Regions from separate parts of the Homo sapiens genome. Here region 2 is linked to region 1. A link is a loop called in an ENCODE intact Hi-C map of the cell type or tissue named here. Cell type or tissue: upper lobe of right lung. All regions are shown on one strand. Each heading gives the region's core, and the rest is flanking DNA. Links, peaks and the distances in the headings are about the cores only. Region 1 overlaps POFUT2 (protein O-fucosyltransferase 2). Region 2 overlaps ADARB1 (adenosine deaminase RNA specific B1).

What was found. A loop is a pair of places that touch in the nucleus more often than their neighbours do. Peaks named below come from ENCODE experiments on the same cell type or tissue, not always from the same donor. Only the 100,000 strongest peaks of a DNase experiment are listed, where the experiment ranks them.
Region 2: it touches region 1 in a loop (5-fold over the local background); 2 of 110 quality-filtered maps call a loop at or near these places.

What each region holds. Positions count from the first base shown.
Region 1 is chr21:45,264,004-45,279,959 of GRCh38, reverse strand. It overlaps POFUT2 (protein O-fucosyltransferase 2), which reads left to right. Exons shown (of 9, transcript NM_133635.6): 5 at 1,791-1,857; 6 at 2,818-2,943; 7 at 9,941-10,121; 8 at 12,247-12,370; 9 at 14,325-15,956. The coding sequence ends at 14,478. Among named protein-coding and RNA genes, the nearest start is that of POFUT2, 16 kb to the left of the region's middle. RefSeq lists an enhancer at 1-399. In upper lobe of right lung, for the core only: a CTCF peak has its summit at 9,548 (motif pointing right); no DNase peak of the experiment used is centred there.
Region 2 is chr21:45,201,464-45,217,419 of GRCh38, reverse strand. It overlaps ADARB1 (adenosine deaminase RNA specific B1), which reads right to left. Exons shown (of 11, transcript NM_001112.4): 9 at 12,684-12,865. Among named protein-coding and RNA genes, the nearest start is that of LINC00334, 25 kb to the left of the region's middle. RefSeq lists enhancers at 9,961-10,460, 13,976-14,593. In upper lobe of right lung, for the core only: no CTCF peak of the experiment used is centred there; a DNase peak (open chromatin) is centred at 7,369.

The sequences.
Region 1 (15,956 bases), core at 8,503-11,002:
TCTCCAGAAATCGCCTCACATGGCCGCCTGTGCATGCAGCCATCTTTTGAAACACACGTGGAATCACCACACGTGCCCTCTCCATGCGGTTTTCAGTTTGCCCTTTCTTCCCACCCAGCCATTCACCTGGGTATTACGACACATGGACATCACCTCGTTCTTTTGCAGTTGTCTGTGTACAGATGGAAGAAAATGTGGCTTTTGGTTGTTTCCAGGTTTCTGTAGAAGAGTCTTTGTGTGAACCATGAGGGCGTAAAACTGTAGGATGCCACCCAGAAGAGGATGGCTGGGTGTGCCCTTGGTGCAGTCCTCAGAGTCCCCGCAGTGGCCGTGCACGGCTGGTTCCCAGGCAGCCACGAGGGCCGAGAGCTTCCATCTGTGTGGATCCAGTAGCAAAATGTGGAATCCTTGCTCTGTTCGTGTGTGTTTCTTTGATTTCAGAGTAAAACTACACTTTAAAAGCCTTTTGAAATGTTATTCTATAAAATGCCAACTTAGATATGTTGCTCATTTTTTCTCTGTAGAGATTACATTTTTTTGTTTGTTTGTTTTTTGTATTTTTTTTGAGACTGAGTCTTGCTCTGTTGCCCAGGCTGGAGTGCAGTGGCGCGATCTCGGCTCACTGCAACCTCAGTCTCCTGGGTTCAAGCGATTCTCCTGTCTCAGCCTCCCAAGTAGCTGGGGCTACTTGTGGCATGCACCACCGCGCCCGGCTAATTTTTTTGTATTTTTAGTAGAGACGGGGTTTCACCGTCTTAGCCAGGATGGTCTCGATCTCCTGACCTCGTGATCCGCCCACCTTGGCCTCCCAAAGTGCTGGGATTAGAGGCGTGAGCCACTGCGCCTGGCCAAAATTAAAATTTTTATTTTTCCTTAAAAATTTCTGCGTTTTTGTATTCCAGCCTTTACCACCCCAATATTCAGGTCTATTTGCTCACGGTCCATTTTGTGTGTTTCGTTTTTATTTTGCATCAAGAGCCCTGGGGGGAGTTTGGTGAGACGGTTGGCTCAATGGCTGGAATAGGAGAGGCACTTCCCACGTGGAATTAGGTAACGTGACAGTCACAGGCACCAGGATGACTTGTCAGACCCAAACTGGAGCAAGGAAGGCACTGAGGAGGAGGCACCTGCCTGCGAGTCTGAGATAAAGGCCAGCTGGAGGGCTCTCTGAAATAACCCCAGGACGTTCCTCACGTGCTTCACGCACCTCACCTTTCACAGCCGCTGCTTCAGTCGTGTGCCCGTGTTCCTGGGACTAGGTTTGCCACCGGACAAGGGTTGCAGTAATTCGGACGAGACGCTGTGGAAAGAATGCCTGCCCAGGAATGGCGTCTCTACCACGGAACAGATGCAGCTCCGGCTTTGAGCTCGAGTCAGTGAATTTGTTTCCAGGCAGCTTATGTGAACCTCTCCTTTTTGTCAAAGAAAACCTTCCCCCACCCTCCCCTCCTCAGGCACGCCTGCAGCTTGCCATAGCCGTCGGTGGATCCTGGATTCCAAGCCTTTTGCCCACTGTCAAATACACTCCTCAAATTAGGAGATACTTTTCTCTGATGTCATTCTGTTCGTTGACAGTAGGCATTAAAGCCCTCTCAGAACCGTGGTGTGGAGGCCAGACAGCAGCCTGCCTGTGTCTCAGCCATAACCACCCAACGCGCCCTGGTTAGTGTCCCTCGGAGACTTGGTCTCTGCTTCCTCGGCCCGGGGTTCTCCCAGTTTGTGCTCTGAGAGTGTGAATGTCATCATCCTTAACTCTTATAACTGTTTATTCTTCTGTTGTTTAAAAACAGGTCCGTGATGTTAGACAGAGCCGAGAACCTACTTCACGACCACTATGGAGGGAAAGAATACTGGGATGTGAGTGTTTCCTCGGGAGCGTTTTTCTCAGTTAGTGTATGTTGCCCATTATTTAGCTTTTGAAAATTTAAAACAGTCGACAGCTCTTTTTGAACCTTGCTGATTAAAACCATCATTTTAAGCCATGGATTTGGGCAACTGCGGTGACTGTGCCACCCCCAAGCCTCACGTGGCTGCAGAGCCAGGTCCTCGGGAGCCCGCAGGGCCACCCAGCTCTCCCCTCTGATGCCACAGGCCCTGAATGCGGTGGCAGCGCCCTGGAGTCAGCCCCGGAGTCAGTGACTCCGTCAGTGGCTGGAACGTAGACCCCTCCTTTCTCCTCTCTTTAGCTTTGAAAGGTGGGACTATTCTCTGCAGCGGGTCTTTTCCGTTGGCGTTGATTTCCGCATTGATGGGGTGACTTCCCATAGCCACCCCTGGTTCTGTGAGTGAGTGGGAGCAGAGGGCGGGAAGTGGCTGCCCCCTCCCGTGGACACAGCAGGCCTGCTGACGTGTTCACCAGGGCAGCAGCTTGTAAAGCCGGAACCTGCCTGCAGGAGACACAGTCCCTGCTCACGTGGGACTTTGTGCAGGTCAGTCCCACCCCGTTTGGCAAAGCAGGATGTGCTAACCGCCTAAGCTAGAAGTCGAGTTGGGGAGAGACTGAGGGGAAGGAGCTGCACACAGTTGTGCCAGCCAGGGGCAACGGCCAGCTGAGCCCAGTGTGTGCCGCAGCTTCCCACGGCAGGGGCTGGCAGAGCCGGCAGGGGTGGGCGGCTTGCCCTGCGTTGGCTTCATGCAGGAGACCCTCCAAGAGCCTCCACCGTGGATGGCGCTGCTTCTCAGGCGACCGTGGATGACGTGTCTGAGGGGCTTGTTCCAGCTGCGGGGGTGGGTGGTGGCAGCGACAGGAGAACCCGCTCCGGGAGGGCTGCGTGGCGGGCGGGCGTGTTCTCAGCCGAGCCGTCGCCGTTTCCACAGACCCGTCGCAGCATGGTGTTTGCCAGGCACCTGCGGGAGGTGGGAGACGAGTTCAGGAGCAGACATCTCAACTCCACGGACGACGCAGACAGGATCCCCTTCCAGGAGGACTGGATGAAGATGAAGGTAGCCCCCCTCCCTTTTGTTAATTAGAGAAAAGGTAAAGTCTCTCTGGAGATGCCCCACACTCAGGCCTTCCATGTAAAGTCACAGCAGGGTTGGCGTGTCTGTGGGCGTGGATGCCTCGGCGCCTCTCTGGAATGTGAGTCACAGTAATGACCTGCTCTCGGGAGGCGCCGGGACCCTGGGGCCCTCGTCATGTGCAGACTCAGGGAGTCACTCGGCCTGGCTTTACCTTTAGTAACACGGGCAGTCATGGCAGGCCCAGCGGACTCAAAGGTGTTCTCAGAGCGCGGCAAGGCCAGGAGCGCGGAAGCAGGAGCTCGAGGTGGTCAGAGGCACGTTCGGCCTTTTTCCCTCTTGACTTGATTGATAAAGAGAAAAAAGCAGCGTTCACCTGGACTCACCCAAAAGCACCATCAGTGCTGTTTTGGTCTAGAATCATCCTTTTCTTATTCTTTGTATATATTTTTAAGTGTTTTCTGAAAGTTTGAGTTTTTCTGTGATGTAATTTCAACAAATGTGTTGCTTTTTCAACTTGATATTGTTTTTAAGCATTTTCAGTGTCTGTTTTTAGCGTTTTTTAAACAAAACTTTCATAGAAGTGCCATTTTACTCGCTTGTTCTTTATGGGGTATTTGAGCTATTTCCAAGTGGAATAGCATTCATTGTTCCAGCAATAATTAAGTTACTTGGACAGTTTTTACTGGGGAAAAAATATAGAAGATTTTTTTTCATTTTTATCCCACTTGTGTTTCTTTTCAGTGTTTTTTTTTTATTCTTTTTAATTTTATTTTTAATTTTATTTAATTAATTTGTTTTTGTTTTCGTTTTGAGACAGAGTCTCACTCTGTCGCCCAGGCCGGAGTGCAGTGACACGATCTCAGCTCACTGCAACCTCTGCCTCCCGGGTTCAAGCAATTCTCCTGCCTCAGCCTCCCGAGTAGCTGGGATCACAGGCGCGTGCCACCGCACCCGGCTAATTTTTGTATTTTGAGTACAGACAGGATTTTCCCATGTTGGCCAGGCTGGTCTCAAACTCCTGACCTCAAGTAATCCACCCGCCTTGGCCTCCCAGAGTGCTGGGATTACAGGCGTGAGCCACTGTGCCTGGCTTATTTTATCATTTTTTTTTTTTAGCCTTAATCATTTTTGGGGAGCAGGTGGTGTTTGGTTACATGGATAAAGTGGTAGTTTCTGAGATTTTGGTACACCCATCACCCGAGCAGTGTACACTGTCCCCAATGTGTAGTCTTTTATCCCTCACCCCCTCCACTCTTCCCCTCGAGTCCCCAAAGTCCATTGTGTCATTCTTATGCCTTTACATCCTCATAGCTTAGTTCCCGTGAGAACATACAATATTTGGTTTTCCATTCCTGAGTTACTTCACTTAGAATAATGGTCTCCAGCTCCATCCAGGTTGCTGCAAATGCATTCATTTCGTTCCTTGTTATGGCTGATGTACCACATTTTCTTTATCCACTCATTGGTCAATGGGCATTCAGGCCGGTTCCATGTTTTTGCAGCTGTGGATTGTGCTGCTATAAACATGCATATGCAAGTGTCTTTTTCATATAGTGGCTTCTTTTCCTCTGGGTAGATACCCAGCAGTGGGATTGCTGGATCAAATGGTAGTTCTACTTTTAGCTCTTTAAGGAATCTCCACACTGTTTTCCACAATGGTTGTACTAGTTGACATTCCCACCAGGAGTGTCGCAGTATCCCTTTCACTGCATCCGTGCCGACATCCATTATTTTTGGGTTTTTAAATTATGGCCATTCTTGCAGGAGTAAGGTAGTATCCTGTTGTGGTTTTCATTTGCATTTCCCTGATCATTAGTGAAGTTAAGCATTTTTTCATACGTTTGTTGGCCATTTGTGTATCTTGAGAATTGTCTATTCCTGTCCCTAGCCTATGTTTTGATGGGATTATTTGTTTTTTCATGCTGATCTGTTTCATTTCCTTGTAGATTCTGGATATTAGTCCTTGGTCGGATGCAAAGTGTGCAAGTATTTCCTCCCACTCTGGGAGCTGTTCGCTGATTGTTTCTTTTGCCGTGCAGAAGCTTTTTAGTTTAATTATGCCCTATCTATTAATGTTTGTTTTTGTTGCATTTGCTTTGGGTTCTTGGTCAGGAACTCTTTGCCTAAGCCAGTGTCTAGAAGAGTTTTTCTGATGTTATCGTCTAGAATTTTTATGATTTCAGGTCTTAGATTTAAGTCTTTAATCCACCTTGAGTTGATGATCCAGTTTCATTCTTCTACATGTGGGCTGCCAATATCCCCACACCATTTTTGAATAGAATGTCCTTTCCCCACTTTATGTTTTTGTTTGCTTTGTCGAAGATCAGTTGGCTGTAAGTATTTGGCTTTATTTCTGGGTTCTCTTCTGCTCCACTGGTCTAGGTACCTATTTTTATAGCGGTACCATGCTGTTTTGGTAACTATAGCCTTGTAGGATAGTTTGAAGTTGAGTATTGTGTACTTCCAGATTTGTACTTTTTGCTTAGTAGTTTTGCTTTGGCTATGTAGGCTCTGTTTTGGTTCCATATGAATTTTAGGTTTTTGTTTTTTCTAGTTCTGTGAAGAATGATGATGGCATTTTGATGGGAATTGCACTGATAGATTGCTTTTGTAGTATGGTCATTTTCACAATATTGATTCTACCCATCCATGAGCATGGGATGTATTTCCATTAGTTTTTGTTGTCTATGAATTCTTTCAGCAGTGTTTTGTAATTTTCCTTGTAGAGATCAAGTTTTGTGGGTTTTTTTGGTTGTTTTTGTTTGTTTGTTTGTTTGCAGCTGTTGTAAAAGGAGTTGAGTTCTTGGTTTGATTCTCAGCTTGGTTGTTGTTGGTGTGTAGCAGTGCTACTGAGTTGTGTACATTGATTTTGTGTCCTGAAACTTTACTGAATTCATTTATCAGATCTGGGAGCTTTTTGGATGAGTCTTTAGGGTTTCCTAGGTATACAATTATATCATCAGTGAACAGTGACAGTTTGACTTCCTCTTTACTGATTTGGATGCCGTTTATTTCTTTCTCTTGTCTGATTGCCCTGACTAGGACTTCTAGTACTATGTTGAATAGAAGTGGTGAGAGTGGGCATCCTTGTCTTGCTCCAGTTCTCAGGGTGAATGCTTTCAACTTTTCCCCCGTCAGTATAATGTTGGCTTTGGATTTGTCATAGATGACTTTTATTATCTTGAGGTATGTCCCTTCTATGCCACCTTTGCTGAGGGTTTTAATCTTAAAGCAATGCCGGATTTTGTCAAATGCCTCTTCTGCATCTATTGAAATGATCATATGATTTTTGTTTTTAGTGCTGTTTAGGTGGTGTGTCACATTTGTTGACTTGGATATGTTAAACCATCCCTGCATCCCTGGTATGATACCCATTTGATCATGTTGTGTTATCTTTTTGATATGTTGTTGGATTCGGTTAGCTAGTATTTTGTTAAGGATTTTTGCATCTATGTTCATCAGGGATATTGGTCTGTTGATTTATGGAGGATTCCCTCTTTCTCTGTCTTTTGGAATAGTTTCAGTAGAATTGATACCACTTCTTCTTTCAGTGTCTGATTTCAGCTGTGAATTCATTGGGTCCTGGACTTTTTTTGTTGGCAATTTTTAAATTACTGTCTCAATCTCACTACTTGTTATTGGTCTGTTCAGAGTTTATATTTCTTCCTGGTCTATATCTAGAAGGGTTGTGTATTTCCAGGAATTTATCCTCTTGATTTTCCAGTTTGTGCGCATAAAAGTGTTCATAGTAGCCTTGGATGATTATTTTGTGTTTCTATGGTATCGACTGTAATATCTCCCGTTTTGTTTCTAATTGACCTTATTTGGATCTTCTCTCTTCTTCATTAATCTCACTAATGGTCTATCAATGTTGTTTATCTTTTCAGAGAACCAGCTTATTGTTTCATTTAACTTTTGTATTTTTTTGTCTGTTCATTTCAATTTCATTTAGTTCTGCTCTCATCTTGGTGGTTTTCTTCTGCTGGGTTTGGGTTTGTCCTTGTTTCTCTCATTCCTTGAGGTATGACCTTAGATTGTCTGTGCTCTTTCAGATTTTTTGATGTAAGCATTTAATGCTGTGAATTTTCCTCTTGGCACCACTTTTGCTGTGTCCCAGGGGTTTTGATAAGTTATGTCAGTGTTATTGTTCAGTTCAAAGAATTTTTAAATTTCCATCTTAATTTCATTGTTGACCCAAAGATCAGGAGCAGATTATTTAATTTCCATGTGTTTGTATAGTTTTGAGGGTTCCTTTTGGATTTAATTTCCAGTTTTACTCCACTGTGGTCTGAGAGGGTACTTGACATAATTTTGATTTTCTTAAATTTATTGAGGCTTGTTTTGTGGCCAATCATATGGTTTATCTTGGATAACGTTCCATATGCTTACGAACAGAATGTATATTCTGCAGCTGTTGCGTAGAATGTTCTGTAAATATTTTAGTCCACTTGTTCCAGGGTATAGTTTGAGTCTATTGTTTCTTTGTTGGCTTTCTGTCTTGATGACCTGTCCAGTGCTGTCAGTGGAGTATTGAAGTCCCCACTTATGTTGTATTGCTGTCTATCTCATTTTTTAGGTCTAGTAGTAATTGTTTTATAAATTTGGTAGCTCCAGTGTTAGGTGCATGTATAATTAGGATTGTGGCATTCTCCCGTTGGACTGATCCTTTTATCATTATATAATGTTCCTCCATCTTTTTTAACTGTTGTTGCTTTAAAGTCTGTTTTGTCTGATATAAGAATACTACTGTACTCGCTTTTGGTGTCCATTTGCATGGAGTATCTTTTTCCACCCCTTTACCTTAAGTTTGTGTGAGTCCTTATGTGTTAGGTCAGTCTCTTGAAGACTTTTGCCTCACAGCTTTCAGGTGGATTTTTTTCCATTCTGCCATTCTGTTTCTCTTAAGTGGAGTCTCTAAGCCATTTACATTCAACTTTGGTATTGAGGTGTGAGGTACTGTATTCTATTCATCATACTAGTTGCTGCCTGAATACTCTGTTTTCTTTCTTTTTCATTGCGTTGTTTTATATGCCCTGTGAGATTTATGCTTTAAGAAGGTTCTATTTTGGCGTATTTTGAGGTTTTGTTTCAAGATTTAGAACTTCTTTAACATTTCTTGTAGAGCTGGCTTTGGGAGTGGTGAATTCTCTCAGCATTTGTTTGTCTGAAAAAGATGATCTCTCCTTCATTTATGAAGCTTAGTTTTGCTGGATATAAAATTCTTGGCTGATAATTACTTTGTTTGTGGAGGCTGAAGATAGGACCCCAGTCCCTTGTAGCTTGTAGGTTTCTGCTGAGAAATCTGCTGTGAATCTGATAGGTTTTCCTTTATAGGTTACCTGGTGCTTTTGGCTCACAGCTCTTAAGATTCTTTCCTTCATCTTGACTTTAGATAACCTGATGACTGTGTGCCTAGGAGATGATCTTTTTGTGATGAATTGCCCAGGTATTCTTTGAGCTTCCTGTATTTGGATGTCTAGATCTCTAGCAAGACCAGGTAAGTTTTCCTCAATTATTCCCTCAAATAAGTTTTCCAAACTTTTAGATTACTCTTCTTCCTCAGGAACACCAATTATCCTTAGGTTTGGTTGTTTAACATAATTCCAAATTTCTTGGAGGCTTTGTTCATTTTTTTTACTATTCTTTTTTCTTGTTTGTTGGATTGGGCTAATTTGAAAACCTTGTCTTCGAGCTCTGAAGCTCTTTCTTCTCCTGTTCTAGTCTATTATTGAAACTTTCCAGTGTATTTCGTTTCTTTAAGTGTGTCTTTCATTTCCAGAAGTTGCAATTGTTTTTCCTTTAAGATACCTAGTTATCTGGAGCATTTTTCATCCATATTGTTGTTGTTGTTTTTTTTTTAATTTCTTTAAGTTGGTTTTCACCTTTGTCTGGTATGTCCTTGAGTAGCTTAATAATGAACCTTCGGAATTCTTTATCTGGCAATTGAGAGATTTCTTCCTGGTTTGGATCCATTGCTGGGGAGCTACTATGATCTTTTGGGGGTACTATAGAACCTTGTTTTGTCATATTATCACAATTGCTTTTCTGCCTGCTTCTCATTTGGGCAGACTACTTCAGTGGAAAGATCTGGAACTCACGGGCTACTGTTCAGATTCTTTTATCCCACGGGGTGCTCTGTGGCGCTCTTCGCCTTCCCCTAGGGATGGGGCTCCCTGAGAGCTGGGCTGCAGTGATTGTTATTGCTCTTCTGGGTCTAGCCACCCAGTGGGGCTACCAGGCCCTGGGATGCTGCTGGGGAATGTCTGCGGAGAGTCCTGTGCTGTGATCCGTCTTCGGGTCTCCCAGCCATGGGTTCCAGCACCTGCTCTGCTGGAGGTGGCGGGGGAGTGAAGTGGACTCTGGGGGGGTCCTTGGTTGTAGTTTTGTTGAGTGCACTGGCTTTCTCGAATGCTGGTTATGCTGCAGTGAAGTTGTCACGTGGACAGACTCGGGACCTGTGGACAGCCAGGAGGTTGCAGGTGGTGGGATTAGCTGTTGCTTTCTCCTTCCTTGGAGCAGGGTTGTTGGTTAGAATTTGCTGTAGCCATTTGCGTTGGTGGCCTCCAGCCAGGAGGTGGCACTGTCAAGAGGGCAGCAGAGCATTCTGGCTCCCGGGGAGTTTGCAGCTGTGAGCTGCTTTGTCCACAGGATCCGTGAACTCTTTGTGGCACGTCCCTGCGGTGGTTCTCGGAGGAAAAGTTCACAGCGTGAGCCTCCACATGCTGTTCTCTTTTTAAATATTTTTCTTTACCTCAGATAAAATGATTTCTGGTAATTAATACTGCTTCACTGTCTTCTTAGAAAGACATCTGGTCGCCCCCGAGATTCCACCTGAATCCCTTAGACAGCCCTGGAGCCACCCCGTGGAGGAGGCCACATGGAAAGGGTCATCCCTCTGCGTCTCGAGTCCCACCCGGTGCCCAGGATGAGCCCCGAGCCCGCCTGTCAGCTTCTGCATTTCCTTGTGGTTCTTTGCTAGGTCAAGCTGGGCTCCGCGCTAGGGGGCCCCTACCTGGGAGTCCACCTGAGAAGAAAAGATTTCATCTGGGGTCACAGACAGGATGTACCCAGTCTGGAAGGGGCCGTGAGGAAGATCCGCAGCCTCATGAAGACCCACCGGCTGGACAAGGTGTTTGTGGCCACAGATGCCGTCAGAAAGGGTATGGAGCTTCAATGCTTTCGTTTCTTTCCTTTCTTTTAATTTATTTTTTTTATTGATAATTCTTGGGTGTTTCTCACAGACGGGGATTTTGGCAGGGTCATGGAACAATAGTGGAGGGAAGGTCAGCAGATAAACAAGTGAACAAAGGTCTCTGGTTTTCCTAGGCAGAGGACCCTGCGGCCTTCCGCAGTGTTTGTGTCCCTGATTACTTGAGATTAGGGATTGGTGATGACTCTTAACGAGCATGCTGCCTTCAAGCGTCTGTTTAACAAAGCACATCTTGTACCGCCCTTAATCCATTTAACCCTGAGTGGACACAGCACATGTTTCAGAGAGCACAGGGTTGGGGGTAAGGTCACAGATCAACAGGATCCCAAGGCAGAAGAATTTTTCTTAGTGCAGAACAAAATGAAAAGTCTCCCATGTCTACTTCTTTCTACACAGACACGGCAACCATCCGATTTCTCAATCTTTTCCCCACCTTTCCCGCCTTTCTATTCCACAAAGCCGCCATTGTCATCCTGGCCTGTTCTCAATGAGCTGTTGGGTACCCCTCCCAGACGGGGTGGTGGCCGGGCAGAGGGGCTCTTCACTTCCCAGTAGGGGCGGCCGGGCAGAGGCGCCCCTCACCTCCCGGACGGGGCGGCTGGCCGGGCGGGGGGCTGACCCCCCCACCTCCCTCCCAGACGGGGCGGCTGGCCGGGCAGAGGGGCTCTTCACTTCCCAGTAGGGGCGGCCGGGCAGAGGCGCCCCTCACCTCCCGGACGGGGCGGCTGGCCAGGCGGGGGGCTGACCCCCCCACCTCCCTCCCAGACGGGGCGGCTGGCCGGGCAGAGGGGCTCTTTGCTTCCCAGTAGGGGCGGCCGGGCAGAGGCGCCCCTCACCTCCCGGACGGGGCGGCTGGCCAGGCGGGGGGCTGACCCCCCCACCTCCCTCCCGGACGGGGCGGCTGGCCGCCCGGGGTGCTGACCCCCCCACCTCCCTCCCGGACGGGGCGGCTGGCCGGGCGGAGGGCTGACCCCCCCACCTCCCTCCCGGACGGGGTGGCTGCCGGGCGGAGACGCTCCTCACTTCCCAGATGGGGTGGCTGCCGGGCGGAGAGGCTCCTCACTTCTCAGACGGGGCGGCCGGGCAGAGACGCTCCTCACCTCCCAGACGGGGTCGTGGCCAGGCAGAGGCGCTCCTCACATCCCAGATGGGGCGGCGGGGCAGAGGCGCTCCCCACATCTCAGACGATGGGCGGCTGGGCAGAGACGCTCCTCACTTCCTAGATGTGATGGCGGCCGGAAAGAGGTGCTCCTCACTTCCTAGATGGGATGGCGGCCGGGCGGAGATGCTCCTCACTTTCCAGACTGGGCAGCCAGGCAGAGGGGCTCCTCACATCCCAGACGATGGGCGGCCAGGCAGAGACACTCCTCACTTCCCAGATGGGGTGGCGGCCGGGCAGAGGCTGCAATCTTGGCACTTTGGGAGGCCAAGGCAGGCGGCTGGGAGGTGTAGGTTGTAGCGAGCCGAGATCACGCCACTGCACTCCAGCCTGGGCACCATCGAGCACTGAGTGAACGAGACTCCGTCTGCAATCCCAGCACCTCGGGAGGCCGAGGCTGGCGGATCACTCGCGGTTAGGGGCTGGAGACCGGCCCGGCCAACACAGCGAAACCCCGTCTCCACCAAAACCAGTCAGGCGTGGTGGCGCGTGCCTGCAATCGCAGGCACTCGGCAGGCTGAGGCAGGAGAACCAGGCAGGGAGGTTGCAGTGAGCCGAGATGGCAGCAGCACAGTCCAGCTTTGGCTCCGCATGAGAGGGAGACCGTGGAAAGAGAGGGAGACCGTGGGGAGAGGGAGAGGGAGAAGGAGAGGGAGAGGGAGCACGTTTCTTTCCTTTCTTCTTGATCCCTGGTTCTGTTCTGGGTAGACCTGGAACTACCCAGATCCATGAAGATCTGCATGATCTTCAACTGTAATTCCTGGGAGGGTAAAGCTGAGTTGTGTGTCTGCACCTTTGGAGCCAGTTCCTAACGAATTAACCAGAAGCCAAGTACGCATGTCTGTCTGCTAAAGAGTCACGTATCTGTCCTTACTGGAGGATCCCGGTTCAAAGGGTCTCTCCTTCTACTTTGCAGAATATGAAGAGCTAAAAAAGCTGTTACCCGAGATGGTGAGGTTTGAACCCACGTGGGAGGAGCTGGAGCTCTACAAGGACGGAGGCGTTGCGATTATTGACCAGTGGATCTGCGCACACGCCAGGTGCCTGCCCACGTCACTGTCGGCCGAGAGCGGGTCGGGTGGCTTTCAAAGGTTCTTCTGTCCCAAGTACTCGGTGTCAGAGCAGATGGTCGCCTGTGTTCACAGTGGTCATTTCCATACTGTTTGCCTCCTCGTCTGAGTCTCCTGTAGCATCTGGTTCAGTGTTTCCCTGGGCTGAAGTTAATTGTTCATCTTGCCCCTTTAGTTCTCATGCACAGAATTCCTCCATAGCAGGCTGTTGGCATAGCTGGCCTCGTCTCAGAACCTCTTCTTGTGTCGCATTTTCCCATCATTCCCGGTTTCTGCCCCTGTCTGCCCCCTGCCCTGAGAGTTGCCCGTGCCCTGGACTTGGGCATGTCCTTGTTGCTGTGTTGTTGAGCATCCGTGAGCGTCCCCGAGGCCGGGAGCGTGGGCCCTCGTGTGATCATTCTCGTGGGGCTGCCATGAGCGTCCCCAAGGCTGGGAGCATGGGCCCTCGTGTGATCGTTCTTGTGGGGCTGCCGTGAGCGTCCCCGAGGCCGGGAGCGTGGGCCCTCGTGTGATCATTCTCGTGGGGCTGCCGTGAGCGTCCCAGAGGCCGGGAGCGTGGGCCCTGCGTGCAGTCATTCCTCTGGGGTTGCTGTGGGAGGTACGCCTGGGCCTCTGTTCCTCCAAAGACCTGCCTGCCCATCTGCATAGGAGATGAAGGCTGGGGTTAGGGTGAAACGGTTTGAGTTAAATGGAAAATGAAAGTAGAGGGAATGATCTTCCCCGTGGTTAGCACTGTGCACACGCGTGCGTCTCTGTGGGTTAGTCTGTCTCTCTCCTGCCCGAGGAATGCTGAGCGCCCTGAGCCGGTGCCTCTTCACACATCTGCTATTTCCTGTGGTGTTCTGGGCATGGTGTGTAAGACCCACAGAGGCTCCGGGTGATGCTGTCTGCTGGGTGTGGGTCCCTTTCCCTGTTAAGCAGACAGGATGCAGCGCTGACTTCTTAGGTCAGGGCGGAGGTGTGCAGGAGCCCAGTTACGAACTCACCCCTGCTTCTCAGGTGTGGCCTTGGGATTTTGACTGCGACCTTGGCGGTGCTGTCTCCGCAGCCCAGGAAGCCTGCTGTGGGGAGGCTTCGCACTGAGCTCTCAGCCTCCTGCCCTCAGCTGCGCGAAGCGCTCGGCCCAGCTCACTGAAGCTGCCCTGCCTCCGGGCCGGCGCGGCCTGCTCTGGCAGGCCCCTGTGTGTGGGGTGGTGAGGGTCTCCCCACCAGTGCTGCACCCCGCAGCAGCATACAGGCCTGTGTGGCCTGCTGGCCCTGTGGCTCTGTGTACAGCGCTGTGCATGTTACATTTGCTCTGGAAACATCTCTGGGGTTTGCTTGTTCACGAAGTTCATGAAGTGCCGCTGGAGAGCCAGAGACCAGCTGCGCAGGAGCCGGAGGAACGGGCAGGCCGCTGACCTGAGGTCTGGAGAAACCCCTGGAGAAGGGTGTCCCCACCAGCCCATACAGCGTGTGTGTGGAGGGGGCCTTGACCTCCGTGATGTCTACTGTGCCTCAGGATAAGGACCCGCCATGCCCTGGCTAGACAGTGTGTGGTTAGTAGGAATCTCTCATTGTTCACCATGTGACCCCCAGGAGGTATTCGACCTGCACTGGCGTGCCTGGCCTGGGATTTGGTGACGGAGAGGAGGGCTCCCAGGGGGACATGCGGTGGGACAGGAGCGTGGCGGCTGCTGACTGTGGGGTGTGGATGGGGCTGCAGCACCAGGCAGAGCCCCTCAGGGCGCCGATGTCGAGGGCACCTGAGCGAGGGGTGCCAGCAAGGGGGCGGCCGGCTGGTGGGTGCTCGGGGGACGGCCGTGTTGGTTCCATGTAACTGTGGAACTCATTTCACTCAGCTGCTCCTCTCAGTTCTCCCTGACTCTGGAACCTCTGTGACGCCAGTTCTCCCTGACTCTGGAACCTCTGTGATCCTTTGCAGGTTTTTTATTGGCACCTCAGTCTCAACATTTTCTTTTCGGATTCATGAGGAAAGAGAAATCCTGGGGTTGGACCCCAAGACGACGTACAACAGGTTCTGCGGAGACCAAGAGAAGGCGTGTGAGCAACCCACCCACTGGAAGATCACCTACTGAGGAGGATCCTCCAGGGCCGCTCCCCGGACCCGACAGGCGCGGGTGGATGCAGGTTCTGTCGCCGTGGAGTCACCGTCTACTGCCAGCCGGGAGCTGGGCGGACAGGACCGTCCCTCGCAGGGTCCCAGGCCCAGAAGAGGCCCCACGCCTCTAGAGCTGGGCTCCGTCCTCGGCGTTGCCAGCCGCCATGGCTGATGAAGAGGCTCCGCTGCTCTCGGGGGTGGCGGTTGTTTTCAGGCAGCGTCTGTGAACCCACAGCTCGGTTGCCAGCAGTGCCCGCGTGGTGACCCAGAAGCAGGAGTGTTTGTCAGGCTCCCGCTCTGGCCTTTCCAGCCACCTTTCATGTCTTCATATTTTAAGTGCATTGAGGATAGATGCAGGCGGGTGAGCTGCCCTCCGTCAGGTGGACCCGGGCTGACATTTCCCTGGGAGCTGGTGCAAGGAGAAGCGTCATTTTAAATGTCTGCAGAGCGACCAGGGGCCTCATGAATCTCTCCGTTGCCCTCCGCGCAGCAGGAGGCTGCCTGTGTGTTTCCTCCTGGGATGCGTGCAAGGCAGACCTGGTGCTGCAAAGGAAAGGGCCTGAGGCCTCAGGGAGCCCCGTGGAGGGATGACAGTTCAGGCCCTACTGCTGGCACGTCAGAGCACTGGGAAGTTTTTCAGTGACGTCTCTGGGGCACTCAGTGGATTGTCTGTAGGAAACTTGCAGCTCTGCTCCTCACACCAGGCCCGGCTGGCCACCCACCCTCGCCCCCACTGGCCACCCCTCCCTCGCCCCGACTGCCCCGCCCCACCCTCACCCCGACTGCCCCGCCCTCGCCCGGCTGGCCGTCCCTGCCCTCGCCCCGGCTGGCAGGTGCACATGGGGCCTCCAGGTCTGCCATTCGCTATTGAGAACTAGAAATGAGGAAGGACAGTTACGCTAACTCCAAAAGGCTGTCTAGGATGAGCTGCTTTATCAGGGAGCTCCTTGTACCCATTTTACAGAAATCATTTTTAGGTCTTTGTGCCACCACCACGAGGGGCATCTGCAAAGAGGGCAACGCTAGACACAGAATCCGTGGAAGGTGCAGCAGTGCCTCAGGGGTCCTCAGGGTCAGGGAGCCCCCCTCACCCTCTTGGCCCGTTACCCTTTGTGACTTTCCACCATGGTGTCGTGTGACCCTCAGTCAGGTTGGTGGGGGCTGAGTCCTCACTGAGCAGCCACTTTCCACATCTGCTAGAGGAACAGTGACATGGACACCTGTGACAGAGAGAGGACAGTTAGGAGGGACAGACAGCTCTTCCTTTCGGAGCCTGGCTAGTCTAGGACATCACCTTGCTGTGTCTTCTCAAGCTTTTAAAATTGACCCTGAACGTGTGACAGGGTCCTATGGTGTTACTCAAAGCTGTGCAGGGTAAATGATGACATATTTATTCTTTTTCCATTTGTTCTAGAAACAGTGCCTTTTTCATCAGTTGCATTTTCCAGGCTGAGA
Region 2 (15,956 bases), core at 5,892-8,391, 60 kb after region 1:
TGGTAAGAATGCATACTATAAACCCTAAAAACCACCACCAAATTAACAAAAGTTACAGCTCAAAAGTCAAGAAGGAGTCAAAATGGAATCATCAAACACACCCAATTAAGGCAAAAGCAGTAAGAAAATGAGGAAAAAGTGAACAAAGAACATATGAAACACGTAGAAAATAAGTAGCAAGATGAAATTTAAACCTAATAATATCAATAATCACAATAAATGTAAATGGTCTAAGTACCTCAGTGAAAAGGCAGAGATTGTCCATGGTGGGAGAGAGAAGCAAGATCCAAACATATAAATATATATAAATATATGTCTATAAGAAACATATTTTTAAGATAAAGTACTTTAATATAAAGGGATAGAAGATACACTGTGCTAACACTAATCAAAAGAAAGTTGAGGAGGTTATATTAATCTCAAAACAAATTTCAGAACAAACACTATTACCAGAAATAAAGAGGGTCATCATATAATGGTAAAGGAGGTCGGTTTATTAAGATAAACCAACAATCCTACATTTTTATGCATCTAATCACAGAGCTACAAAATACAGGAAGTAAAAACTCTAAAAAAGGGGAAGAAATAGATAATGTACAATTATAACTAAGAGATTTTCAATCCTGCCTCTCAATAACTGATAGACCAAGTAGAAGATCGGTAAGAATATAAAAGAAAATAAATAGTATAATCAAACAACTTGGCCTAATCAACATTTACAGATCACTCTACCCCAAAGTGGCAGATTCACATTCTTTCAAGTTTTGTGGAACACTTATAAAGATAGATCATATTCTGGTCCATAAAACCAAGTCTAATAAATTTAAAAGGACTGAAGTCATTAAATGAAACTAAAAAACCAACAACAGAAAGATCTCTGTAAAATCCCTAGTATTTTGAAACTAAATAGCAGACTTCTAAATAACCCAAGGGACAAAGTATTTTAATATAAGTGAAAATGAAAACATATCATAATTTTTAAATGCTACAAAAGCAGTAAAAAGGGTCTTAAAACAATGACCTCAACTAGCACCTTAAAAAACTACAAAAAGATGGGCAATTGAAACACCAGGTAAGCGGAAAAAAAAGAAATAATTAAAATCAGAGTAAAAATTATTGAAATATAAAACAAAAGACAAAAATCACTGAACCTAAAAGTTGGCACTTAGAGACAAACAGAATTGAAAAACTTCCAGCTAGACTGATCAGAAAAAAACAACCAAGAGAAGATACAAATCATCAATATAAGGGATAAGACGATATCATTAGAGATATCACAGATATTAAAATGAATATTCTGAATGCTTTTATGCCAATATATTAGACAAATTAGATGAAATGGACAAATTCCCTGAAAGACAAATTACTGAAGCTTACTCAAGAAAAAAGATAAAAACAGATAACATGAATAGCCCTAAATCTATTATAGAAAAATAAATTGTAGTTAGAATTTTCTTACAAAGCAAACTTCAGGCCCAATGGTTTCACTGGTGAATTTAACCATATATTTAAAGAAATAATACCAAATCCAAACAAACTCTTCCAGAAAACTGAAGAGAAAGAAATGCACCCCAACTCATTTTATGCCTGACAAAGACATTAAACTAAAATGATAGCCCAATATCCCTACAGACAAATATAAATACAAAAATTCTAAATGAAATTTTAGCAAACTGAATCCAACAATATATAAAAAGAATAGCACATAATAACCATATAACGTTTATCCCAAGATGCAAAGTTGGTTTAATTTTTTTTTAACGTCACCACTAGCAAACTGAAAAATGAACTAAATGCTCATCTCATTTTTTGTTGTTGTTGTTTCAGATGGGGTCTCACTACATTGCCCAGGATGGCCTCAAACTCCAGGGCTCAAGTGATCCTCCTGCCTTAGTTCCCAAGTAGCTGGGACTATAGGCCTAAGTCACTGCAATGACAACAGTCATCTAAGAGCAGAAAAAAAGCATCAGACAAAATCCAGCATACATTCTTGATTAAAAACGCTGAGTAAGCTATAAATAGAAAAAAAAAATGTCTTGAGCTGATAAAGACATCTGTAAAAAACCTACAGCAGCCAGATATGGTGGATCATTCCTATAATCTCAGCACTTTGGGAGACTGAGGCAGGCGGGTTGCTTGAGGCCAGGAGTTCAAGACCAATCTGGGCAACATAGGAAGACATTGTCTCTATAAAAAATTTAAAAATGAACCAGGCATGGTGGCATGCACCTGTAGTCCCAGCTACTCAGGAGGCTGAGACAGGAGGATCACTTGGGCCCAGGAGTTTCAGGTTACAATGAGCTATGATCACGTTACTGCACTCCAGCCTGGGTGAAAGAGTGAGACCTTGTCTCTAAAACAAAAAACAGCAATAAAAAATCCTACAGCCAACATCATACCTAATGGTGAAAGACTGAATGTGTTCCCCCAAGATGACATGTAAGAGAAGGATGTCTGCTGTCATCACTTCTACTCAACATTGTACTGGAGGTCCTAACCAGTGCAATAAGGATGTAGAACTGATGAGTGGACTATAAAATTGCTATGGAAATACAAAAAGGACCTAAGCAGCCAAGACAACTTTGAAAAAGTACAAAGTTGGAAGACTAACTCTACCTGACCTCAAAACTTATAATAAAACTATAGTAATCATGACAATGTAATACTGGCCTTTAGACAAAGAGATTAAAGGCAAACAACAGAGTCCAGAAACAGACCCACATGTATATATACATGCCAGCTGATTTTTGACAAGGGCACAAGGCAATTCCATGAAGAAATGAGGAACCTTTCACTAAATGGTGCTAAATCAACTGGATATCTTACATGCCAAAAAATGAACTTCAGTTCATCCTTCATACCCTACACAAACATGAACTCAAGTGAAATATAGTCTTAAATGTAAAAACTGCAACTGTAAAATTTCCAAGAATATAAGAAGAAATCTTTGTAGTACTGACTTAGGCAAATATTTCTTAGACATAATATCAAAAGCATGATCCATCAAAGAAAATTTCTATAAATTAGATTTTGTCAAAATTAAAATTATGTGGTTTGCGTAAGACACTATGAAGAGAATTAAAAGACAAGCCACTGATTGGGAGAAAGCATTTTTCAAATCATATATCTGATAAAGGATCTGTATCTAGAAAATATAAATAACTCTCAAAACCCAGTAATAAGATGTTAAACAACTCAGTAAAAATGTGCATAAGTTTTGAACAGTTTATTGAAGAAGGCACAGGGATGGCAAATCAGCATGTGAAAGGGCATTCAACTTCATTAGTCATCAGAGCAATGCAAATTAAAAGCACAATGGAATATCACTAAACACCTGCTAAAATTTCTAAAGCAACCGCTCGTACTGCGTGCCGGCATATAAGTGACAGAACTACAACTCCCGCACACTAGTGGTGGTAATGTGAAAATGGTACAACCATTTTGGAAAACAGGTTAATAGTTTTCTAAAAAGTTCAACATACACCTATCTTAGGATTCAGCCATTCCACTCCTAGGTATCTACTAAAGAGAAATGGAAGTAAGCGCCCAAAGATTTGTACAGAAATGTTCTCAGCAGCTTTATAATATTAAAAGACTGGAGACAACCTAAATATCCATCAATATTTCAAGGGAAAAACAAATTGTGGTTTATCCACCCAGTGCAATGCTACTTAGCAATGAAAAGGAATGAACTATGGATAAACCCAACAACATAGATCAATCTCCAAGTGATTAAACTGAGTGAAATAAGCTAGACCAAAACGGTGCAAACCTTATGATGACATTTATGTAAAATCCCAGAAAATGCAAACTCATCTATATAGACAGATGGTACATACTGGGGATGGGAATGGGGATCGGGGAGAGGGAGGGATTATGAAGGAGTACTAAGACAATTTTGAAGTGGATTAAGTATACTCATTATCTTTATTGTGGTGATGGTTGCACAGACCTAAACATAGGCCAAAATGTATCAAATTGTATACTTTAAATATGCAGTTTATCATATGCCAATTATACCTCAATAAAGTTGTGAAAAGACACTAAAGATAATTTAAAAATAAAAAAAATTGTTCTCATTAAAAAAATAACATTTGCTCACTATGGACAATTCCAAAAATTCACACAAACCTTAGAAAATTAAAGCTATAAAACCCAGAGACAGCCAATATATATTTTGTAGTTCTTAAGCAGATATGTTCAGTAGAATCAGATATGAAGCTTTAAACAATAAGCACATTGAATCCTACCTCTGAGATTCTGATTGGGTAGGTTTTGGGCAGCACCCTGGCCACTGTCTCATAATTCTGCCTTTCTGTTCCAAGTTATCTGAGACTTATCTGACTTCACCATCCCCCTGCCCTCATCAGAGCAAAAGCTCCATGAGGAAGAGGTTTTGTTTGTCCTGTGCACTGCAAAATCCCAACACCCAGAACCATGCCCACTGCACACTCAAAAAATACTGAATATTTTCTAGACCTTCAAATTAATATTTGATTTCAGCACTTACTAAATAACATACTAATAAGATTTATCATTACTTATTTCTCTTGTTTTCTAAATTGTTTCTTTCAGTTGTTCTGTTTTCTCATATAGATCTTTCTCTTTTGTGTTATTTTCCTCATAAGTTTGATAATCCAAGTTTGTAAGTAAAATACTTTTATTCAATACAAGTAGCTGGCATGGTTTCTTCTGCTTGTTTCTTTGATGTGCATTCAATTCTGCAGAAGGTCTGAAGGAAAACAATCAGCCAAGATCATGTCCTCATGCCAAGAACTCAGAGCTCCAACACCGTCCTTCCCTGGTTGTCGGGGTGGTCAGGTGTGCCCTAACCACACACAGGGCTGGGCTGGCCTCATCACAGGCACTGGTAGGAGCCTCATGTCTTCCTGAGGTCACTGTTCCTGCATTTACTGATTGCTGCTGGGGTGGTTTTTACCACACGCTCAGGTTTCTCCTGTGGCACAGTTTTGCCAGTGGAACTGAGGTCATCCATCTTACCAGCACACCTGCCCTACCTCCAGCACCTGCCTGCATGTTCTGAGTTCCTGCAGGTCCCTGAGCTGTCACTCTGTAGAGGCGGCAGCCCCAGGAGCATGTTCAAGGTCACACCCTTCAAGCAGACAGAATCAGGAAGGATTTCTTTTGTGGGGGAATGGCTAGAAGAGAGGGTGTCCATTTAAACTGCTGGGGAATCTCTGACCATAATGGAATTGAATCTTTCATAAACAAATGGATAACGCTTATATTATCTTCCTTTGCAATTCCACTACTTCTCATCAAAATAAAGGATTACTGTTGAATGATACTTAAACCTTAGAATTACAATATTTTTCACTAAAACTAAATGATTAACAAAAAATATAAGATCCCAATAGTACAAAATATTTTTTATATTTTAAGTTAAATCAAGTCCCATCTTGAAACAAAAATGGAGGAAACAAGGAAAAAAGAAAATAGCCCGAGCTTCCAATACTAACCATACGCTTTTTCTGGGGCAGAAAGCCCCTAAATGGTCATAAGCGCATACGTCTACGAGTCCCTGAGGCCAGTGCAGTGTGGGGGCTGACGTGAGTGAGATGCTTATCTTTCCAGCCTGCAAAGAGGGAACTAGGGTAATGAGTTAATCCCAGGCCGCGGTACAGAAACCAATAAAAGCAAGAACAACTTGGCTGGTAACGAGAATCCCTCTGTTGTTGTAAATTAAGTGTGCTGAATCAGAACTTTTAAAGCAAAAACACAGAGAAACTGTGAATTGGCCTAATAACTGCTACAATTAAAAAACTCAGAAGAGCTGGCATTGATGTTTTTTCTTATTTCTACCCTAAAGGTATTTTCCAATAGGTTCCTCATACAGTAGGGTAATCAAAAATGAATAATATACATAATGATTAATGGATATTTTAGGGTTATTATGGGTTCATGTTATAGAAACTATCAGACATTCATTAGTGGATCAAGGAAAATGTGTACTTACAATCTCGACTGAAAGTGGCCTTTATTCTGCAAATAAGAAAGAGTCAAGACCTGGGCATAAGTTACAGTATAAGGAAAACTGTGCACAGCACCCCCAGTGAGGATGATACAGGCCATGCAACACAGGAGGGAGCCTCTGAGCCCCTCTGGGTCCAAAACCAACCTGCCATTTAAGCTGAGAGCAGAGCACCTTTGAGCCTTTCATTGTGATCGTCTTAAGGGCAGCCCTTGAGCTGACAGAGAAATAAACACAAGCCATTAGAATCCGTACAGAGCAAGATGGCTGGGTTCTCCTGACCCTTCCAGCCCACTCCCCAGGGCTGCTCTCAGGCTTTCTCTGCCAGCTCGGAAGTGCCTTGTCCTGGTTGTCCACTAACCCCAGCCAGGTGCTGAGGGCTTTACACAGAGGACCTCTGGCCACATAACAGTCCTTTCTCAAAGGAGACCTCAGGGTTTTAGAACACCAGCTGTGGAAGGAGCCTCAGAGCTGTGGTCCTGAGTGAGGTGGGCTCATGTCCAGAGAGCTGCATGGGCAGGAGATGCTAACTGGATGTAGATGAAGGGGAGCAGCCGGGGGAGTGGGGCTGAGAGGCTCACAGTGATCCTGCCAGCTCCTCCTTTTCCTGAAGCAGCTCCTGGGGGAGCCCCAAGGCACTCTCGTGCACTGTCTTCGTCCATGGGAGGCAAGGCTTGGGGTGGTGAAAGGTGGGATGTGGGTTCAAGCTGTACTTGTCCTAGGGACAGTGGAATATGGCTGTGAGCTGCAAGCCTCGTGGTGTCTGCCGGCTGCGGCTGCTTCCACTGTGAAGGGTGACGGCAGGCCCGGCCCACAGGGCTGCGGCGTGGATTCAGGGAAGCATGTAAGAATCTGGCTCCTGACTTGAGCACATGCATGCCCGGGAGATGGCCTGAGGACGGCAGTCAGTGAAGTGTAACTATTATTATTTTTAAAAACCTTCAAAAGTGTCATTGATACAATAGGTAATGGTAACTGTACTGTAGCATTACAGTCATCTGCACAGAGAATTTAAAAACAAGCAAACTGCACTCCGTAGGATCTCGAGTTTAGAAGACACCTGGAGATCACGTGGGTTAATCCTTTCAGCCAGATCCCCTATCACCGTGTCCGTAACAACAGTGTCCATCCAATTCCAACCTGAACTCTTCCAGTCAGGGGAGCTCAATTCCTTTCAGGAAACTTTTCTAGACAGTTCCAATCACTAGAAAGTTGTTCTCTCAGTATGCAAAAGGAGAACTGAAAACCCAACAGACATGAGGAACCCCAAATGCAGCCACTGAAAACCCAACAGAGATGACGAGCCCCAAATGGAGTCACTCTCCCAGAAAGGAGAACTAGAGCAAGAGACGGAGCCGTGTGGCGGCCGTGGTGCAGGGAAGTGGGCCAGGCATGAGCTCCCGGGGAGCCTGCTCCGCGGGGAAAACAGTTCACTCCTGAGATGGTGACAGAAGTCAGGCATTCTCTTAGAATGCAGTACAGTCAAAAAAGCACATCAGATGAGAGGAGAGACACTGGTCACAGGCCTGTGAGTTCTGCTCAGCAGCATTTTCAGGGACAACAGAGAGGGCAGAGAAGATGCTTCTAGCAGAAGTGACAGGACAGAAGGAAACTTCTCAGAAGTGAAGACTCAACAATCCAGATCAGAGGGTTCAGGGTAGTAAGTAGGAAAGAAACTCAAACAAACTAACCACACACCTAGGCTTAATCTGTTGAAATTCCTGAATTTTAGGGAAAATAGATAAATGTAACGCTACAGGAGAGAAAACAAGGAGGTACCTTCTAGAAAGGAAAGAAACTCAAACTGGCTCTGTGACAAAGGGTGACCATGGAGGGGTGGCATGGAGGTCTTGACGTGTCCTTGGGGTAGGGCAGAGCCCAGACATCCACAGTCCCCAGTCCACCTGGCACACAGGCAAGGGCCAGGTAACATCAAGATCCAGGGCCCCACCCACACAGGACTTTTCTCCAAAAACCAAACAAAAACAACCAACCAAGAAATCACCCTGTCACCCCAATTAAGGATATATTCCAGCAAAGTGAAAAATAAATCTGGATGTGGAGTTAAGGGCAGGAGCACTGGCTACAGAAAACTGGTTAGAAGAGAAACCAGGAGCTCTTACGGCTTCATCTAAACAATTGTTGATCATGAGGCTATGTGACTCATTACGAAAGGCTTTTAAAAAAAAAGCACGATAAAATGAGTTTCTAAAACTCAAGATGATGTCATCAGAATCTAGGAAGATGAGGATGGGAAGAGTGTGGAATAAAAATGAGCCCAATATTTCAGCTTTTCCCAAGTTTGGATCTTTACAAATATTAATTCTTGATGCCAACATTTTTTCAAAGTGATTTAAACATATTTGTTTTAAAAAATTGGGGTAACCACTGGTCAGAATAGAAATAAGATTTAGAACTTCCCACCAGTCGGAAGAAAGGGGAAAGACAATTTAATCGGTCCAGCAAAAGCAAAGGGGAGGAAAACAGAAAGTAAAATGGAAAGAAAAATTGTCAGATGAAAAGAATGATTCTGTACTTGGAGCCAAGCTTGGTGGTCGTTCTCTTCTACAATGACTCATGGCACGTTCACTCCTCCTAGAAACCAGGGCAAGGAGGAAACTCACATTACTGACACCTCTTTCCCACAACCCCGGTGCCTGCTCTTACCTGGAGAATACGCATACACACACACACACACTCTCTCTCTCATACACTCATGTGAGCGTGCACACACACATGCACACACACTCATACACACACGCACTCATGCACACACTCACATGCACTCACACACACACACACGCACACATACACACACACACTTTCCACACTCTCACAGTGATGTTCCTTCTCTCTCACTCCAGCCAGGGCCTCATTAAACCAGCTTCCCTTGCTCTTCCTGCCCATAATGTCAAATGGTCTCGGGTGGATAGCAGCTCAGCAGGCACCTGCCTTCTTCCTGCCACACACCTGGGCCTGCTGCCAGCCCCCTTGGGTCCCTGTGCTGTCCTCCCAGAGATACCTAAATGCAAGCTCTTCACAAGGACCCTACCCCATCATGTAGCCTTGTTTGTTAACGTTTCGTGCCAACATTCAACATGAAAACCAGCAGGATAGGAAGCCTTGTCTGCAAACCCCGGAGCAGGCTGTCTGTCAACAAGGTCCCCAGAGCCATCGCATGCGGCATTTGGGCACCCTGCTCCTTCTTCTTGGTTTATCTTAGTGAGCGTTGGACAACAAACTGGGCCAGCTGAGGAGCTCACACTCAGGAGATCAATGGACATAAATAAGAAGCTGGAATTGTCCTGAAACTTGCAAGTGCTGGATGTGAAACTCATTTGAGAGAAAGTCTGAGAAAGCTCGAGAGACTTCCTCTTCCACAGTGCTAAGCAAGGGTACCAAGTGTGTATACCCACAAAGGCAAAAGTGTCACAGCTTGGCACCAAGAACCTTTCTGAAAGTAAAACTAGTGTTCAGGCTGAAATGAAAATTAAATTCTTCTCACTTTAATCCTGACAGCATTATCTTTTTAAAAGAAAGCAACACCCTATCCCTACATTTTTACTTTGATTTGCTCCCAGTTTCAGGTAATCTTTTCTTTGTATTCATTTATGTCCATTTTTGTTCCTCCCTAAAGACACTACAATTCACTAGGCGCTGTCATACCGCGCTCTCTTTTTAACACGGGAATGACCTTTATAATAAAATGTGAGGTGACAAAGTGTAACAAACACGACGTGAGCTGTGATGCACAGTGCAGGTGCACAGCAAGGGGGCCAATGTCCTGGTAGCTCCTCTGTCCAGGTCACTTGTCAAATGTAAGACTTTTCTTTTAATGAAGTTTTGAGAGCTTTGCTTTGGGACCCATTTTTAAAGAGTGTGACCTCCCAAATCTATTAAGACATCAACATTTGCCTCTCCAGATTTTTCTTGTTTGGTTCCTTTTGTCTCCAGTAACACCCACAGCATTACTTGCCTTCGGCTTCAATTCTGAAGCAGAAGCCTCTGCCCTCCCATCCTGCTCCACCCTGTGGCTCACCTAATGTCCTGCTACGCTGTCCTGCTGATTCACAGGAGTCCTCGTCTAAAGGTGTCTTCTCCAAAGCTACTTGCTTTGCTGATCTGAACTCTCTTCAGGGAAACAACAACAAAAACCCATTTCCAAAATAAAGCATTTACCAAAAATAAGATATTTCAAATAGTTTGCATTTTGAAATAGACTTTGGTGCTAGAGTGACATTGTTTATTGGCTCAGATTTGAGTTAAGGTTCTGCCTCCTGGAGCTTGAGTGGTGTCCTTTTATTTTCATAGGACAGTGGCACATTTGTCCAGAAGGATTGCAAGGGGTGCCTGGTCCATCCCTGCCACTGGGCGTATGAAGAACCCGAGACACAGAAGCTTCCAAGGAGGCAGAGCTGACGCAGGGGCAGCCTCATGGCTCCAACCCAGGCTCTCTCTGCTGCTGCTGAATCAGCTCGGCACAGCCCCCTGCAGCGGGGACCAGGGGAGGGGTTTGGTAATGTGCTTTAGGCTATCAAGATTAGAGATAACGGAGGCCAGGCACGGTGGCTCACGCCTGTAATCCTAGCACTTTGAGAGGCTGAGGTGGACAGATCACCTGAGGTCAGGAATTCAAGACCAGCCTGGTCAACATGGTGAAACCCCGTCTCTACTAAAAATACAAAAATTAGCTGGCTGTGGTGGCACACGCCTGTAATCCCAGCTACTTGGGAGGCTGAGGCAGGACAATTGCTTGAACCTGGGAAGTGGAGGCTGCAGTGAGCCAAGATCACGCCACTGCACTCCAGCCTGGGCAATAGAGCAAGACTCTGTCTCAAAAAAAAAAAAAAAAAAAAAAAAAAAAAAAGACCAGAGAAGATATTGAGGAGGAAAGGATAAACAGCAGCATCAGTAACTTTGAAGTCTCTATCTTGCAGACACTATCTTTCAAGGTCTTTTAACAGATATAGATGCTTTTCACATAAGTGAAATATGATAAAAATACACTGACTTTTATAAATGAGCTCTACTTTCAATATCTTAGAAAATTTCTTTAGCAAAATGATTCTGTCTTTGCAGATTTTAGTTACGGATGAGATATTGCTTAGACAGCGCTATTCAACAAGGCCCTAATTAACAACTATTTTTGAGTATCACCTATGTGTCCCATATTCCACATGCAATGTTTTAAGTATCTATGCATATAAAAGATGAGTGACAGCTAAAATTAAAGCACTCTTTGCTCAAGTACAGAAGACAGAGAGCAAAGAGGGAAATTTTCTGAATCATGAGAAATTCACACACCAATACACAACAAAATACTTCAAAAGACATTGATGCTACAATTTCAACCTACCTACCATCAAGTTTTATCTATTTTGTTTTTCTTAAAACACAATGGTTAAGTTACGGAACTGTAAAATTTAATTAAAGACAACTGTTTTTCCCCATCCCTGCCTCCTTCATGTGCTCTGACAGGCATGCTTTCAAATAAAATTCCACACTGCTTTTTCTCAAATTAAAGGCGTGCTAGTTGCCAGGCACTAGAAAACAAGGCAGCACAAACACAAGCACACACACACCCCAAAATAAACGTGTTTCAGGTTAGGATTATGGTTTTAGTTTTGAGCTTTTAAAAAAGTAGTGAAATTATATGTTTAAAAAGATAAAAATACCTTAACTGTGTCCTTTTAAATAAAGGTGAGCTTAGAAGTTAGGACCTTTGAATTCAAAAGCTCCTGTTCACTTTACTGTTAGCCACTGAAATTCTAAAAAAAGAAAAAAGAAAACCAGCAATGAAGGGAATCGAGGGTAGGTGCAGACACCAGGGAGACAGCCTCTGCCTGCCATTGGCACCCCTGGTTCCACCTGTCACCATCTCTCGGAGCCAACAGGGCCTCTCCAGGGAGCCCAGGGCAGGCTCTAGGCAGCTCACCGCTGTGGACACCCTGGTGGCTCTAAGACAGCGTAAACGTCCCGGAGACCTGGCTCAGGGTTAGTCTGGGAAAGCCAATGCTGACATAATTTTCAGTGTCTGTTGAGTCTCTGCTGCTGAGACAGGAATGAATACAGTGCCTGAGTGAGAGGAAAACAGACAGGTGCCCAGCCCAGTCATAATTTCATTCTTTTCATTTTTCATTTCTTTCTTTCTTTCTTTCTTTCTTTTAAAGACAGGGTCTCACTCTGTTGTCCAGGCTGGAGTGCAGTGGTACAATCTTGGCTTACTGCAACCTTGACCTCCTGGGCTCAGGTGATCCTCCCACCTCAGCCTCCCAAGTAGCTGGGACCACAGGCATGCCCCACCTCATCTGGCTGATTTTTTTGTATTTTTTGTAGAGATGGGGTTTTGCCATTTTTCTCAGGCTGGTCTTGAACTTCTGGGCTCAAGCAATCCACTAGGCCTTGGCCTCCCAAAGTGTTGGGATGACAGGTGTGAACCCATCAATTCTTCTATGAATGGCTAGGTTTGTGATTGGTAAAGGAGATTAATCTTACAGAGAGACTCACTTAAAAGGCCCTAGAGACAAGGCCCGGAGAGCCTCAGAAACATCACCTTGGGTCTCTTTAGAAGGACTCTGATGTTCTTTTGATAGCCACAGAGCAGCTCAGGTGGTGTTTTTTTCATTCATGAGGATGAAAACATTGCAAAATCAAGACAGAGATTAAATCAGCACACTCTAGAGATACTTGCCACTGAGCAAAGGCTTGTTGAGGGTGTAGAGAGGTGGCAGGTCCTCTATGTTGGAGATCCGCTGGTACATGGCCCTGGAAAGGTGGTCCCCGTGGTAAAGGCTGCCCAGGATGATGCTCGAGAAGTAAATGGGCTCCACGAAAATGCTGAGCAGGGATCCCTGGATGCCCACCACGTTCCAGCTGGAGGGAGAAGAAAGCACAGTCTTCAGGGAGCTCGGACTCAGTGTCGACGCAGCCCAGCCCAAGCCTGCGTGGTTACAGGGATGCACTGGCAATTCCGCAGGATCCCAACCAACTGACGAAGGAGTGCAACAAAAAGTTAACAGACTGATTTAGCAGCTTACGATCACAAAGACAAAAATCTACTTAAAAGTTATTTTACACTGTGTTTGTTTTTACCATTACGTTTTCCCACAATCAATGAGCCACATATGTTTCTTGTGAGAAATCTGTGGGAAATATCAGAAAGGAAATTACATATTTAATTATAGCAGGTCCCCTTATCTGAGGTTTCACTTTCAGAGGTTTCAGTTACTCACTGTCAACCGTGATCTGAAGATATTAAATGAAAAATTCCAGAAATAAACACTTCCAGACTTTCAACTGTATGCCGTTCTGAGGAGTGTGGTGCGATCTTGTGCTGTCCAGCCCGGGATGTGAACCATCCACGTTGCAGATGCCGCTGGCCCATTAGCAGTCGCCTTGGTGATAAGATTGATGGCCACAGCATCACTGTGCTTGTGTTCAAGTCACTCTTATTTTATTATTAGTGACTGTTAATTTCTTACTGTGTCTAATCATAAATTAAACTTTATATAGGAAGGTACTTACAGGAAAAATACCAGCACGTACAGGGTTCAGTACTATCTACAGTTTCAGGAGTCTACTGGGGGTCTTGAGACACATCTACGGAGAAGCGGGGACCACTATACTTCTTAAAAAAGGACAGCTCTTCAAGAGGTCCTTCAAAACATTAAACTGCTTATTTCCTGTTCTCTGCAAGTGACAATGGCACTGAATGCACAGGCAGGTAGGGTGTGGGGATTTACAGCGACTGCACGTGTGCAGCTGACATGCATGACACCAATGATGCATGCCAATGGCAACTTAGGTATTCATTATCAGCTCCAACACACACATGCCTTCACAATATGCCTGTTCTCTCTTTCTGAGCCCCACAAAGAGCAGAGATGCTCTGCTCAGCCTGGGAGTTGCTGTGTCTGGAGCACCCTTTGCTGGGCGCTACATACACAGGGTGTGAAGTACCTGGGGGGAGATACAGCTCAGGAGCTAAACAATAATGCAATAAAAAGACAAATGAAGAACTATAAATTGAGGTAAAATCAATTTGGGAGAAAGGGCGGGGTTCTGTGAAAAAGAAAAAGGGGTGTATGTACTTGAAGGAATGCTCCTGGGGTGACCCTGAAGCTTAGCCCCAAAGGAGGGGGCTGTGAGGCTGAGGGAGGAACGCATGTCCCAGCCTGGGGGGCAGGGGACACAGGACAGCAGCAAGGGCAGCCAGGGCAGAGGGGCAGGGCAGGGGCCCCTAAGCAGCCAGGAGCTTGATGAGGGAGGGGGCGGTATTCAGATGGCAGAGAGAGGCCTCTGGAGTGGCCCAATCTAATTTCATGGAGTGTCTCAGGGGAGGGGCTGGCGCATGCGCATTTTACGAAGTGGCGTCAGCAGTGTGGCACGCGCTGCAGGGTTACACGCTCAGCAGTGTGGCACACGCTGCAGGGGAAGACGCTCAGCACAGTGTGGCACAGGCTGCAAGGGAAGACGCTCAGCACAGTGTGGCACGCGCTGCAGGGTTAGACGCTCAGCACAGTGTGGCATGCGCTTCAGGGGAAGACGCTCAGCACAGTGTGGCACAGGCTGCAGGGGAAGACGCTCAGCACAGTGTGGCACAGGCTGCAGGGGAAGATGCTCAGCACAGTGTGGCACGCGCTGCAGGGTTAGACGCTCAGCACAGTGTGGCACGCACTGCAGGGGAAGATGCTCAGCACACGCTGCAGGGGAAGACGCTCAGCAGTACAGGTCAGAAATGAAGGTCGACTGGGCAGTGTGGGGACAGGGAGGCCAGGGCAGATGAGAAACATTCGGGCTTAGATCTGCGGATGTGGCAGGACTTGAGACTGGAGGAGGCTGACGCCCAGACTGGAACCAGCCTCCATATATCCCCCCTCTGTCACTCACTCCGTGGCACAGCCTCTGCCTGACAATGCCCACAGTTGTATTTGGAGGCCTGAAGTCTCAGGGCCACTCCATGCCCCCTCAAGAACCTAGCAGGGCAGAGCTGGCAAGTGGGGTAGGCAGCACATGACAAACAGCCGCCAACCTCACCTGTTTACGCCTCATTCTGGATATGCCCCAGCACTGACCTCCAGCTGCTCAGTCCCCACTCTGGGGTCACCCTCACCCTGCTCATCCCTGTCACAGCAGTCATCAGCAGATCACCTGGGATCCACTTTTGGAAGAGATATAGGACCTGACTTCTGGCCACTGCCACTGCTACGCCATGGGTCAAGTCATGCCCCCCTGCCTGTGTCATGACGCCCTCTCCTAAGGGGAACCCGGTGCCTGCCCCAAGCCCTCTCCTCTTGACCCCTGTGAACACGTGGGCCAGCACAGGCCATTCCCTGGCACAAAACAGTCCAGTGGCTCCCAAGAAAATGCCAGCAGTCCTCCGGCCAGATCCCCCAGCCCTGTCACCTCTCACCCTGCACCTGTCCCCAAGCTTCTGGCCACCCTCAGGGACCTCCTTGCTGCTTGCCCAAAGCTTCTGTCCACAGGTCCACCAGCTGGAACACCAATCCCAGAGGCAGCCATGGCTGCCCCCACTTTAGGTCCCTGTACAAAAGCCGTTCTGAGGGAGGCCTCCCTTCCCAGCCACTCAAGCCTTTTGCTTACCTGCTGCCTGAGGTCTCCCTTCCCTGCCGCCCAAGCCCTCCAACCCCATTCTGACTTCCACATAATTTACAGATCCATGTTGGACTCTCTGCTCCCATCCTACCCCAGTGCAGGAAGAGGTTTCTGTCTGCTTTCTTTACTGACCTATCCCAGCACTTACAATATGTACCTGGCACATACAGAAGATCAATAAATATGTGTCGAATGGACAAATCCTCCAATTCCTATGACACATTCCTTCCACCTTCCAAAATGGAAATGAAAATGAAGGTTTCCCTAACTTACAGAAAAAGCATGAAATGATTCAATACCTCTAAGAAACACAGGCCCCTTTCTTCTACAGATTAGAAGCCTCTATGGA